Regions from separate parts of the Mus musculus genome. Here region 1 is linked to region 2. Evidence: chromatin loops called from intact Hi-C (ENCODE). Cell type or tissue: left cerebral cortex. All regions are shown on one strand. Each heading gives the region's core, and the rest is flanking DNA. Links, peaks and the distances in the headings are about the cores only.

Evidence for each region. A loop is a pair of places that touch in the nucleus more often than their neighbours do. Peaks named below come from ENCODE experiments on the same cell type or tissue, not always from the same donor. Only the 100,000 strongest peaks of a DNase experiment are listed, where the experiment ranks them.
Region 1: a loop joins it to region 2, with 2.0 times the contacts of the local background. A loop is called at or near these places in 2 of 42 quality-filtered maps.

What each region holds. Positions count from the first base shown.
Region 1 is chr10:82,636,861-82,642,706 of GRCm38, forward strand. Tdg (thymine DNA glycosylase) reads left to right here. Exons shown (of 10, transcript NM_172552.4): 2 at 1,841-2,016; 3 at 4,456-4,697; 4 at 5,161-5,230. Among named protein-coding and RNA genes, the nearest start is that of Tdg, 9.9 kb to the left of the region's middle. In left cerebral cortex, for the core only: a CTCF peak has its summit at 2,632 (motif pointing right); DNase peaks (open chromatin) are centred at 2,412, 3,975 and 4,367; H3K27ac peaks cover 1,528 bases.
Region 2 is chr10:82,856,722-82,862,567 of GRCm38, forward strand. It overlaps Txnrd1 (thioredoxin reductase 1), which reads left to right and starts at 2,485. Exons shown (of 15, transcript NM_001042513.1): 1 at 2,485-2,579; 2 at 3,803-3,909. Gm38560 (predicted gene, 38560) reads right to left here and starts at 2,287. Exons shown (of 4, transcript NR_156010.1): 1 at 2,236-2,287; 2 at 401-536. In left cerebral cortex, for the core only: CTCF peaks have their summits at 3,044 and 3,812; DNase peaks (open chromatin) are centred at 1,889, 2,401, 3,042 and 3,787; H3K4me3 peaks cover 2,745 bases; H3K27ac peaks cover 1,971 bases.

The DNA.
Region 1 (5,846 bases), core at 268-5,267, 220 kb before region 2:
GCCAGCAGTTGTTACCTTTTGACTTGGCCATTTTACTGAGATAACTCTTATTACAGAAGTGGCTTGTTTGATCTTTGCTTTTCTATTTATGTGTGTTTGAGTGTATAGGGGAGTGGGTTCATCATCTCTATCAAAGTGCACAGAGTCCAGAAGAGGGTGTCCAGTCCCTGGGAGCAGGAGTCACAGGAGATTAAGAGCTGCCTGGTGTGGGTGCTGGAAACTGAACCTGGATCCTCTCCAAGCAGTGAGTTCTCTGAGCCACTGTGCCATCTCTCCAGGTCTGACCTACAAAACACACACACACACACAGAGAGAGAGAGAAAGAGAGAGAGAGAGAGAGAGAGAGAGCGCTGCTAAGTAGAGTAACTTGCCATGGGAAGCATGACTTCTCTCTCCAAGAAGTAAATTCCTTCTCACTTTACTTCTGAATACATTCTACATGTATTGTCATGTCATTTGATGCTGTAGTGTATCCTGCTGTAGTATATTCTGCTGTAGTGTATCCAGCTGTAGTAGACACTGCTGTAGTGTATCCTGCTGTAGTAGACACTGCTGTAGTGTATCCTGTTGTAGAGTATCCTGCTGTAGTATATTCTGCTGTAGTGTATCCAGCTGTAGTAGACACTGCTGTAGTAGACACTGCTGTAGTGTATCCTGTTGTAGAGTATCCTGCTGTAGTAGACACTGCTGTAGAGTATCCTGCTGTAGTGTATCCCCCTGTAGAGTATCCTGCTGTAGTAGACACTGCTGTAGAGTATCCTGCTGTAGTGTACTGCTGTAGTAAACACTGCTGTAATGTATCCTGCTATAGTAGACACTACTGTAGTGTCCTATGTCTGTGTTCCTTGCTTTTGTGCTGAGAGAAGCAGCTTGAAACATTGCTTTTAGGCCACTTTAGAAAGGCTTTTGGAAATTGCTTCCTTTGAAGGCTTAGGGTTTAGAGTGGATTTACGTTGATTGATTGCTTTCTGTGTTTTGAGTCAGGGTCTCTCTGTAGCTGGGCTGGAATTATAGGTGTGCCTCACCATGCCAGCAAGACCTGCATGCTTTGCTTTTAATGGAGTCATGCTCAGAAGAGAATTTTGTTTGTTTTGTAGGTTGAACAGATATTTACAAAATAATCCAGTTCTTCTGTCTATAAAGTAGTAAGCAACAAAACAACTAAGACAAAGGGCTAACAATAACAAAAAAGCCAAATTTAATGAATATATTTTTTAAAGAATCACACAAAGAAACCAAAGAAAACCTAAGTTACACTATTCGGATGGGGAAATTCTTGTGCCAAGATGGGATTAGTGCATGTGGGGATTTATTTATTTACTTATTTATTTCACATATGTGAGTCCACTGTAGCTGTCTTCAGACACACCAGAAGAGGGCATCAGATCCCATTACTGATGGTTGTGAGCCACCGTGTGGTTGCTGGGAATTGAACTCAGGACCTCTGGAAGAGCAGTCAGTGCTCTTAACCACTGAGCCATCTCTCCAATCCATGATTTTTTAAATTCATATGGATTGATAGTCCTCCAAGACTATCAACTTGAAAGTTCCTGTGATCTCATCTCAGAGAAAGTACAGGCAAGTTGTGGTGGTGGCATGTTAAGAGTTAAAGTGTGTGTGTGTGTGTGTGTGTGTGTGTGTGTGTGTGTGTGTACACTTGGTAAAGTCAGGAAAGTATTCTATTCGCAGAGGAGACTAGACCTCCCTAATCTCCTGTTACCTGAGTAATGACTATGATCTGGCTATAAACAATTTAGATTCTGAAGAGTCTTTGTCATTTAACTCACCCTTGGGTATCTTTTATTGTGGTAACATAAATTGTACCTAATTGTTCTTTCAGCTATTCTCTGGAGCAAGTTCAAGCTTTGTATTCATTTCCATTTCAACAAATGATGGCAGAAGTTCCTAACATGGCAGTCACGACTGGACAGCAGGTGCCAGCAGTAGCTCCTAACATGGCAACCGTGACAGAACAGCAGGTGCCCGAAGACGCTCCTGTCCAGGAACCTGCACCAGGTAGTTCTTACATGGTCTCCCTTGAATGTCTCCGCCTCCAGCAGAGCAATCAGTGAACACATGCTGCGCTCCTGCACACTGGGCGCTGCAGCAGGCACAGGATGAGTGACCAGAGACCTCACAGCATTGGCATTAACTTGGTCCAGGTGCTGAGGCAGCAGAGCAGTAACATAGGAGCTCCAAACGTCACCCTGTGAACAACAGGGGGTGGGGGCAGTGCCAGCTGAGTAGGAGTTGAGGCCCCAAACCCCTGAGTATCATGGAGCAGAGGAGACGGTGAGATGGGAGCAGATGAGGCAGTGAGGCTTATGTGGACCCTGAGGAGTGCACACTGCTATTCCCAGAGCAGTAGGGAGCTGTTGAGAGAGTGGGAGCCAAGGAGTGACTCACATGGATGGGCGTTTAAAAGTAGGTCTGGAGGGTCTAAGTGGGAAGATATGAGGAAGGCTAGAGGGTGTGGAGAAAGAGTTGGGAAGTACTCTAAAGGTGCACTTCCTTGCCTACAGTACATGGATTTCTTTTCTTTTTTAAGATTTATTTATTTATTTTATTTATATGAGTATATTGCAGCTGTCTTCAGACACACCAGAAGAGGGCATCAGATCCCGTTATTGGTGGTTGTGAGCCACCATGTGGTTGCTGGGAAGAACAAGCCAGTGTTCTTAACTGCTAAGCCATCTCTCCAGCTCGATGTATTTCACGTAGATGCTGAGAGAGAAAGAGAAAGCGAAAAGTACCAGTTGTAGTCCCTTCCATTATTATAATGACGGACTTGATGCTGAGTAACATTTTTCTTTTGGAGTAAGATTTTTTTTAAAAAAGGTGTATGTGTGTTTGTTTATTCTGTTAATTTTTATGTGTGTGGGTGTTTTATTTGCAAGTCTGTGAACCACTTCCATGTCTGGTACCTTCTGAGACCAGAAGACAGTGTGGGACCCCTTGGAACTGGAGTCGCAGAAAGTTGTGAGCTGCCAAGTGATGCCAGGAATCAAAACAGGTCCTCTGTGAGAGCAGCCAGTGCCATGTCTCTAGCCCCGAGAAGGGGTTTTGTTCACAGTTCTGAAGGTTTAGGGGCATGGCCTCACTATTTGCTCCGCCCTAAGAAAGGTCTCATGGTGGATGGTACCACAGTGGCAGAGGTTCATGTGAGAGAATCACATCACCAGACAGGAAGTCACAGAGACCGGGAGCTGATATTCCCTTCTAAGGGCATTTCCCCGGTTAACCTAAGGACCCCATACTTGGCTTCACCTCTTAACAGTTCCACATCTCCCAACAAAGCTACTGTGGGACTAAGCATCAAACATAGGAACCTTTGGTGGGCAGACTCAAACATTATCCAAAGCACTCATAGACTTCTGACATGCAGTTGGTTTCACGAAGTGCCTCACAGATGAGGAGTTGGAAGGGAAGTCACATAGATTGAAGTGTGTGGATAGCAGCAACAGCATTTTTATGAGGAATGTGCTCATAGTTGCCTTATAATTCCAGGGTCACCCCTAACTGGGGTTGTCTCCGCCTCTCTTCTCCTGTGTTTGCAGACAATGAGAACTAGGGATCTCCAGCTGCTAGTCTGTGGTGGTAGAACCCTGGAAAGGAGCGACTGAAGCAGCCTTCCAGGCTTGCCCGAGAAAATACATAATAGAGCCATAATAGGGCCAGAGCAAACAGGAAGGCATCCAGAGAGTCAAAGATGAGGGAACACAGGCTTCCCATTGAATAACTTTGTTTCTCAGCCAAGAGTGCTTTGTGCCTCAGGAGACACATTACCATTGTCAAGAGACACTTTGGACTGTCAGGACTGACATTGGTTGGCTAGAAATGGTGGGTGGTGGAACACACACTCTGTAATGTGCAGAGTGGGTATCAACACACATAGTTCAGCCTTTATGTCAGTCGTGTGAAGGTCCTGAGAACACAGTTACCTTTGAGCAATGCTGCCAGCCCCAAGAGAGCTTGTCTTCAGCACTTTCCAGTCACTCTGAAAATGTGGAGCAGTCTGTGCCTCATGACTTCTAAAACAAGCCATAAGCCACCTGTGTGTCTACCAGTAGGAAGTGAGTTAGAAACCTTCCCCTTTGAGGACAGAATCCGAGTATAATAGTTCAGGGTGACCTTTACCTGCCTCCTGAATGCTTGTATTAAAGATGTGGACCACCTTGTCTGGCCTTGTTCAAAAATGTGTTTACTTAACGATTTATGTACTTAGAATACCTATAAAGTAGTATATAGATCCCTGGGGAACCAAGAACCCAAGTGATGCTGTATAGAAGATCAGTCTGTGACCATCAAATGTGCCTAGGTGGGGAGAGGGATAGGAGGGGAAGCTGCAGAGGAGACAGAAATTTAAGGACATACGTGGGTGGGATCATGACTGCTGTGGAGTCGCCTGCGGTTTCTATGTTTTCTGCCACCACATTCTGGGAATCGCTGTTTCAGAAGCTCCAAAGAGAAGGAAAAGGAAACCCAGAGCAGCAGAGCCCCAGGAACCAGTGGAGCCCAAAAAACCTGCTACGTCGAAGAAATCCGGCAAGTCTACAAAATCAAAGGAAAAGCAGGAGAAAATCACAGACGCGTTTAAAGTGAAAAGGAAAGTGGACCGCTTCAACGGCGTCTCTGAAGCTGAGCTTCTGACCAAGACTCTTCCTGACATTTTGACCTTCAATCTGGATATTGTGATCGTAAGGCTTTTCCTCCTTGTTTGACGACAGATAGCCCAGAGGATTAGCCTTACTTGGCAGGGGTTCTTACAAATGGCACTCTTCTGAAAAGAGGGGTTTGGTTTGTTTTAGGGTTTTTCGAGACAGGGTTTCTCTGTAGCCATGGCTGTCCTAAAACTCGCTCTGTAGACCAGGCTGGCCTCAAACTTAGCGATCCGACTGCCTCTGCCTCCCGAGTACTGGGATTAAAGGCTGCACTACCACTGCCTGGCTGTTTTCTTTTCTTGAGTTTCCTTTCCCTTTTTGGTAGAGAACTTTTTTTTTTTTTTTAAGGAAAAACACAAAATAATTTAGTATAATACATAATAGGGGTGGTGGGGTAGTAACAGAACAGCCTGCCATTTATATGAATGTTGCATATGGAATAATGGAATGTTTGTCTGAGTTTTTAAAAACAAAAGTGTTCAATTACTTTGTTTTCTAGATTGGCATTAACCCGGGATTAATGGCTGCTTACAAAGGACATCACTACCCTGGGCCTGGAAATCACTTCTGTAAGTGTCAACTTTTTCAAAGTCACTTTGAGTGAGGTAGTTTTATTAGTAGGATTAATGGGCTGACTTTACATTGACAAGAATTATGAATAAGCTACACGTGTTGCATGTTTCTCTGAGTGTGGACATGAAGGGTCTATCACTGCGAGTTGGTATTAGCGTTGGTAATAGCGGAGTAAGCATGGAAGAGTACTTCCTGGAGGTTGTGGAGCTGGGTATCAGAGCCGACTCTGAGGATGCTCAGCATGTATTCTGCAGCTGGGCAACCTCTGTGCTTGCTCAAGGGTTTCAAGGTTTTCTTCTTTTGTGAGGTGCTGGGGTGTTTTGAGACAGAGTCTCTCTAGTCCTGGCTATTCAGTAACCAGGCTGGCTTGAACTTAGAGACACCTGCCTGCCTTTGCCTCCCAAGTGCTAGGATTAAAGACATGTGGCCTTAATTTTTTTTTTTGAGTGTGTGTGTGTGTATGTGTGTGTGTGTGTATGTGTGTGTGTGTGTGTATGTGTGTGTGTGTATGTGTGTGTATGTGTGTGTGTGTGTATGTATGTGTGTATGTGTGTGTGTGTATGTGTGTGTGTATGTGTGTGTGTGTGTATGTGTGTGTGTGTGTGTGTGTGT
Region 2 (5,846 bases), core at 328-5,327:
GAGACAAGGGGATCTCTGAGTTTGAGGCTAGCCTGGTTTACAGAGCAAGTTCCAGGACAGCCAGGGCTACACAGAGAAACCCTGTTTTTTTTTTTTTTTTTTTTTGTTTGTTTGATTTATTTATTTATTTATTTATTTATTTGGGCGTCAGATCTCGTTACGGATGGTTGTGAGCCACCATGTGGTTGCTGGGATTTGAACTCCAGACCTTCGGAAGAGCAGTCGGGTGCTCTTACCCACTGAGCCATCTCACCAGCCCGAGAAACCCTGTTTTGACAAAACAAAACAAACAAACCTCTCCAAACAAGGGTGGGTCTTACCTTGTCTGGACCATTGAGAAACGTAGCCTTGATCTCAAGGGGCCCTAGAGAGATGAAGGTGTGAGCAGTGATTATTGTACCTGAGTGCGCTCTCTCTAGGTGGGGTGTTTTATACTGCTGTTGATGCAGTAGGGCCCCCGATCATCTATCTCAGCTGAGATGACAGTTCAGAAACAGAAGGATTTCGCATTGTTTTCTGGGCTATGATACCGCATTCTGGAGAGACAAGAAATCAAACACGGGGTTGCTTTACAAACGTTTGGATAGATTTAGAAGATGTGCAGTTATTTATTAGTAGGTACTTGGGGACCACAGAGAGCAAGGGACAGTTAATCCTCCGTGGGAACCCCACCCAGAGGAGGTGACTTTTCAAATGAATATTGACAGACTAGACATTGGTTTTCAAGGAAGAAAGATAAGAACGTGCACAGTCAAAGCCGTTTAAGGTGTTTGAGTAGACAATGAGCAGTCCTTGAGCTATGGGGAAAGGTAAGGAGGAACTGCTTTTAAACTGGACCAGGGTAGAGCTCTCTGCATCTCCTCACAACAGGGAAGCTGTTTTAGCCACTTGTGCTATAGTCTGCTTATCTTAAGAGCAGTGGGGAGTTGCAGTGGCATATGTAGTCTTTTCTAATAAGCTGTTAGAAAAAAAAATCTCAACTGGGGCTGGAGAGGTGGCTCAGTGGTTAAGAGCACTGACTGCTCTCCCAGAGGTCCTGAGTTCAATTCCCAGTAACCACATGTTGGCTCACAACCATCTGTAATGTCTGAAGACAGTGACAGTGTACTCAAATACATAAAATAAATAAATCTTTAAAAAAAGAAAAAGTAACATCTCAACTGTGATCCCTCTCTGACCAGTCCATGTAAGACACTTTCAGGGTCAAGCTATTAGAATCCTATAATCACAGCATTAGTACATTATTGTAACTTAGTGATAGAAGAGCCTCTCTCTACCCTGTCGTACTCTTGAAACAAGTTGCACTGTCTGTATTTTTAAGAAGGGGGTGTTCATGACCTTCCTTTACAGACTGTCCCAATGTGCAGTGCCTGAAATACGGCAAACAGAGCTTGGCTGGGGAGCCAGGGGTAATCAGATTTGCCATCCCTTGGTCCTTAACTACGTTTGCCCTGAACACTTTGGAGCTAGACACTTTGTAGCCAGTCCTGACACTTGCGTATCAGGGGCTGCTCCGGTTCAAGCACTGCTTGTACACACACAAGAAATGAGCAGCGGGCAGTGTGGGCTAAGTATCTGGTCAGCCTGGCAGCCTGTGTGTCCGTTTATGCAAGTTTCTTACTGTCACCTTGGAAGAGCCTAGAAGGAAAGTGGGGAGGCCAGTTCTCAGAAGGCGTGGCTTCAGGCTGGCAACCTTCTCACCTAGTTTTTTTTTTTTTTTTTTTTCCATAGTGGGTCAGACAATTCATTCATTCATTCACCAAGCATTCTTAGTAGCCTAGAGGCAGGAGGCATGAAAGGACAAGGCCTTCTTTGGTCGATGCTGGTGGTGGTGTGCCAAGTGTTTTCCTTAAGGTGAACCCCCAAGCCCGATTGGGACGAGGAGGAAGTATTGTAAGGGGAACTAGTCATTTCTTCTCAGGGTAACTCAGGATGAAGTAGGCATAGCTTTAAAAAACCAGGGAACTTCCTTAAGAGAATCACCAGACTTGACTAATCCATTACCTTAGGTCACTGCCGCCTTTGCAGTCAATTAGATTAACTTTTGGATTTTTTTTTTTTTTTTTTTTAAGAAAACAACTATTTGGCAGGGTCACAGCCAGTGCCAGGGGCATCAGATCGTCTGTATGGGTGCCGGGCGTCAATATTTTTAAAATTCCTCATGTGACTAACGCAAGCTTGTGTAGATAGCAGCGCCTTAGGGCTGAGCCCGGGTTACTCACTCCACACTCTTACTCGATTCTGGTTCCCAACATTCTTTGAATAGCAGCCGCGGCCTTTGGGTCGGGGGGCGGTTCCGAGCAGCGAGGATGTTGTACGGTCCAATTAGGAGCTCTCACTTTGCGGGGACAACCGGGACAGGTTGCCGGGGCTGCGCGGGGACTGGATTTTTGCTTTGTCATTCTGACACGGGCAGTTCGCCCGCCTACTAAGAGCAGGGCGTGGCTTCCCGGAGCCACTAGGAACCCGCAGCTCTTTATCCTCAGTTTGCTTCCGTCAGGCCTCGCGTCCACGCGGGAGGTGCGGGACGCCGACACCGCGGGGCGAGAAGAGCTGGTGGTTTCACCTTCCTTGTTCATGTAAGCTCTGTGTCAGCGTGGAGCTGACCGCTGGGGACCTGGGATGCCCGGGACGGTCGCTGGCGGGCCTGGGAGCATCGCTCCGGGGTGGTGCTTTGGAAATGTCCGGGAGGGGATCGTTTAATGTGCGACTGAGCAGGCTGGGAACAAGCTAGGGTAAGCAGAAGACAGCCCGGGTCACAAGCTTCAGGATATGAGGACTTGGGTCTGGCCCTTGTCTGCTGATGCCTGGCAACCAGAGAAAGTGGGTATTCTTTGTAGAGCAGTGATCTTGAGGTATATATAACACTGTGACGAGTAAGTATATAAATCCGTGATAACATTAAGGAGTTTCATGCCTTTACAAATGTTTCCACTTCCTAAGCCCCATGAAATTCCTTGGAATTGGCAATCGCATGTTTCCTAGTGGCTTGCCCTTCTTGACCCAGGCAGTTAAACAGGGCAGCTGGGACTACAGCACAGCCTTTCCCTAACTGAAGGAGGCGGTGCAGACTAGTACAGAGCAGAGACAATCCTGCCTGGATTGAGTCTCGCCTCCAATGTTGACCGGCAGCTCGAACTTGCCCAAGTTGGTTGACAATATGTAGCTCGGTTTCCTTTACCTATGAAATGGACATGGTAATTTGGTAATACATCTAAAAGTACATTGTGAAGACTAAATGTTTATATATATATAATGCTATAGCACTTTGTAAATATATCTCACTGTTGGTACTAGTACTGAATAACTATGCTTTTAAGTGCTGGTGTCAGTATATATGACATACTGACACTACACACACACACACACACACACACACACACACACACACACACATATTCATTCATTTAGCTGTGGGCTACATTTTCAATAGTTCCAGACTTTTCCGAGTTCATTACTTTGTGAAATAGGACCATCCTCCTCTGATGTCATCCAGAGCGGATGGATAGCGTCTTTGTGGACCTTCGTTTTGCCCGCGGTTTCAGATTCCAGGAAGCCCTGGGTGTTGCATTCACCCGGCGCAGCGATCAAAAACCAGACCACGCAGTGTTAATGTTAGGTGGCTACGAGGCTGGTGTTTTTAGCCGCCATGCAGAGCTTTTCTGAGTTCTGGGGGTCCTGGAGTCTTGCTGGCCCGGCTGCTTAAGGGTCGGAGTCCACTGGCGAGAGTGACCCAGGGCGCGTGGCGTCCCGGAAGCCCCGCCCGGAGGAAGGCTCACTGCCGCTCTGCTTTGTGCCACAGAGGGCGGCGGGGCCTTGCAGCGGCGCGGGCGAGCGGAAAGGCCGCGGGAGGCGGCGAGCCAGCGGAAGGTGCGACCGGCGGAGGGCGGCCATGGTCCAGCCCTGAAGGTAGGAGCTGCGCAGGTTCCCCGATCTCCGGCGCTGGGACACTGCAGGCTGGCGACCCACGTGCTCAGATCTCTGAACCGGGAGGAGCCAAGCCAAGCCATTTCTTCTTTTGTTCCCTTTGCTCGGGTTTTCCCTCTTACATTCTTTAGCGTCAGGGTGAATAGTATGGGGAAGTCTTGAGAAAAAAACGCGTCAGGAAATACTTACCCCTTCCTCATCAGGCCGCCCTATCACCTTCCTCTTAATTCTCAGAGGCATGGGGTACCAAGAAACACAGGCTCTGGGAAACAACCACGAGTCCCATGGGTTGAATTTGTTTCCCGTCAGGCATTTCTTTCTCTAGCTCAGAGTTGAGTGGATATAAAAGAACCTAGATCTACCCTTCTGTGGCAAGTATGCTGGTCATCATTTTCTGGTCCGTCGGTGGAGGGGTGACAGCCTGCAGAATTGCAAAAATGTATGATGAGACACCAGGCAGTGTGTTGAAGTCGGAGGACATTGTGGAGTCGGTTCTTAACGTCCCTATGTGGATCCTGGGGATCAAACCCCAGTCGCCACACTTGTTTGCAAGCACCTTCCCTCAGTGAGCCATCTCGCCAGCCCCTCTGTGATTTTTCAGAAGTAAAAGATACAGGAACATTTGCTTTCTTAGTAAACCTGAGGCCTGCTAGGTGTAAAAACACTTAGATGTATGTGTCACTAAGAAGAACATTAACAATTACTTTGTATTTTTATTTAGTCTTCTACCAGAAACATCTTTGAAGAGTGAATATAGGGACTGGAAGTAGATTTCAAAGGTGAATAGCAAATGGGTGGGAACTAATTAAGGGAGCTAAAAGGCTTTTCCTTTAGTTAAAGCACTTGCTCCCCTTAGGCCTTCAGTTTTCAAGTTAAATAACAAAGACCTGGCCGAGGTCTTGGGGGTGGGGATTCTGCCTGTGTTGTAAATGTATATTGAGAAGTTTCTCCATAACCTTAACCCCCCCCCCCATGATTTTTAACACCAGTGGGGTGGGAGTAAAAAAAAAGCCTTTATAAGCTTTGGGATGAACTTTGTTGTCCTGTTTCTCTGACTTTAGTTTCGGGGCCATGAGTGGCGTTTGTAACCTGTACTTCCTATTTGCTACATATGTAGAGCTTAAGTAAACCAGCTGTTCTGTGTCCTACTTTCTCCTGGTTTTCATGAGTGCTAAGAAAAAACTGTGGAAAGAGACAGAACAGGTGAGGCGACTGATTGGCTTGAGTCTCTTGAGCCACTTGCTAGCCACAGTGAGTCCATTATAGGAGATGAGGGAGGGAGATCTTTGGAAGGACTCAGTGGGCACAGCTGACTTTTTTTTTTTTAAAGATTTATTTATTTATTTTATATATGAGTACACTGTAGCTGTACAGATGGTTGTGAGTCTTCATGTGGTTGTTGGGAATTGAATTTTAGGACCTCTACTTCCTCCTGTCAATCCCCCTTGCTCTGGTCAGCCCCTACTCGGCCTCGCTTGCTCCGGCCCAAAAATTTATTTATTATTATACATAAGTACACTGTAGCTGACTTCAGACACACCAGAAGAGGGCGTCAGATCTCATTATGGGTGGTTGTGAGCCAACATGTGATTGCTGGGATTTGAACTCAGGACCTTCGGAAGATCAGTCAGTACTCTTACCCGCTGAGCCACCTCGCCAGCACCCACAGCTAACTTCTTAAGGGGGGGAGTTTGAATAAATGTTTCCTCTCCCTCTTTTTTCTCTCACTTTTTTTGGTGCAAGTGCCAGGATTGAACAGGGCTGTAAACATTCTAGGTAAGTGTTCTAACACAGAGGTATATCAGCCTTCAGTGGGTAATGCTGGGAGTGGAACCCAGGTCCTCAAACATATTTGTAGGTAGTCCTTTTTTTTTTTCTTGTTCTTCCTCTTCCTCCTACTCCTCCTCTTTTTTGGAAGC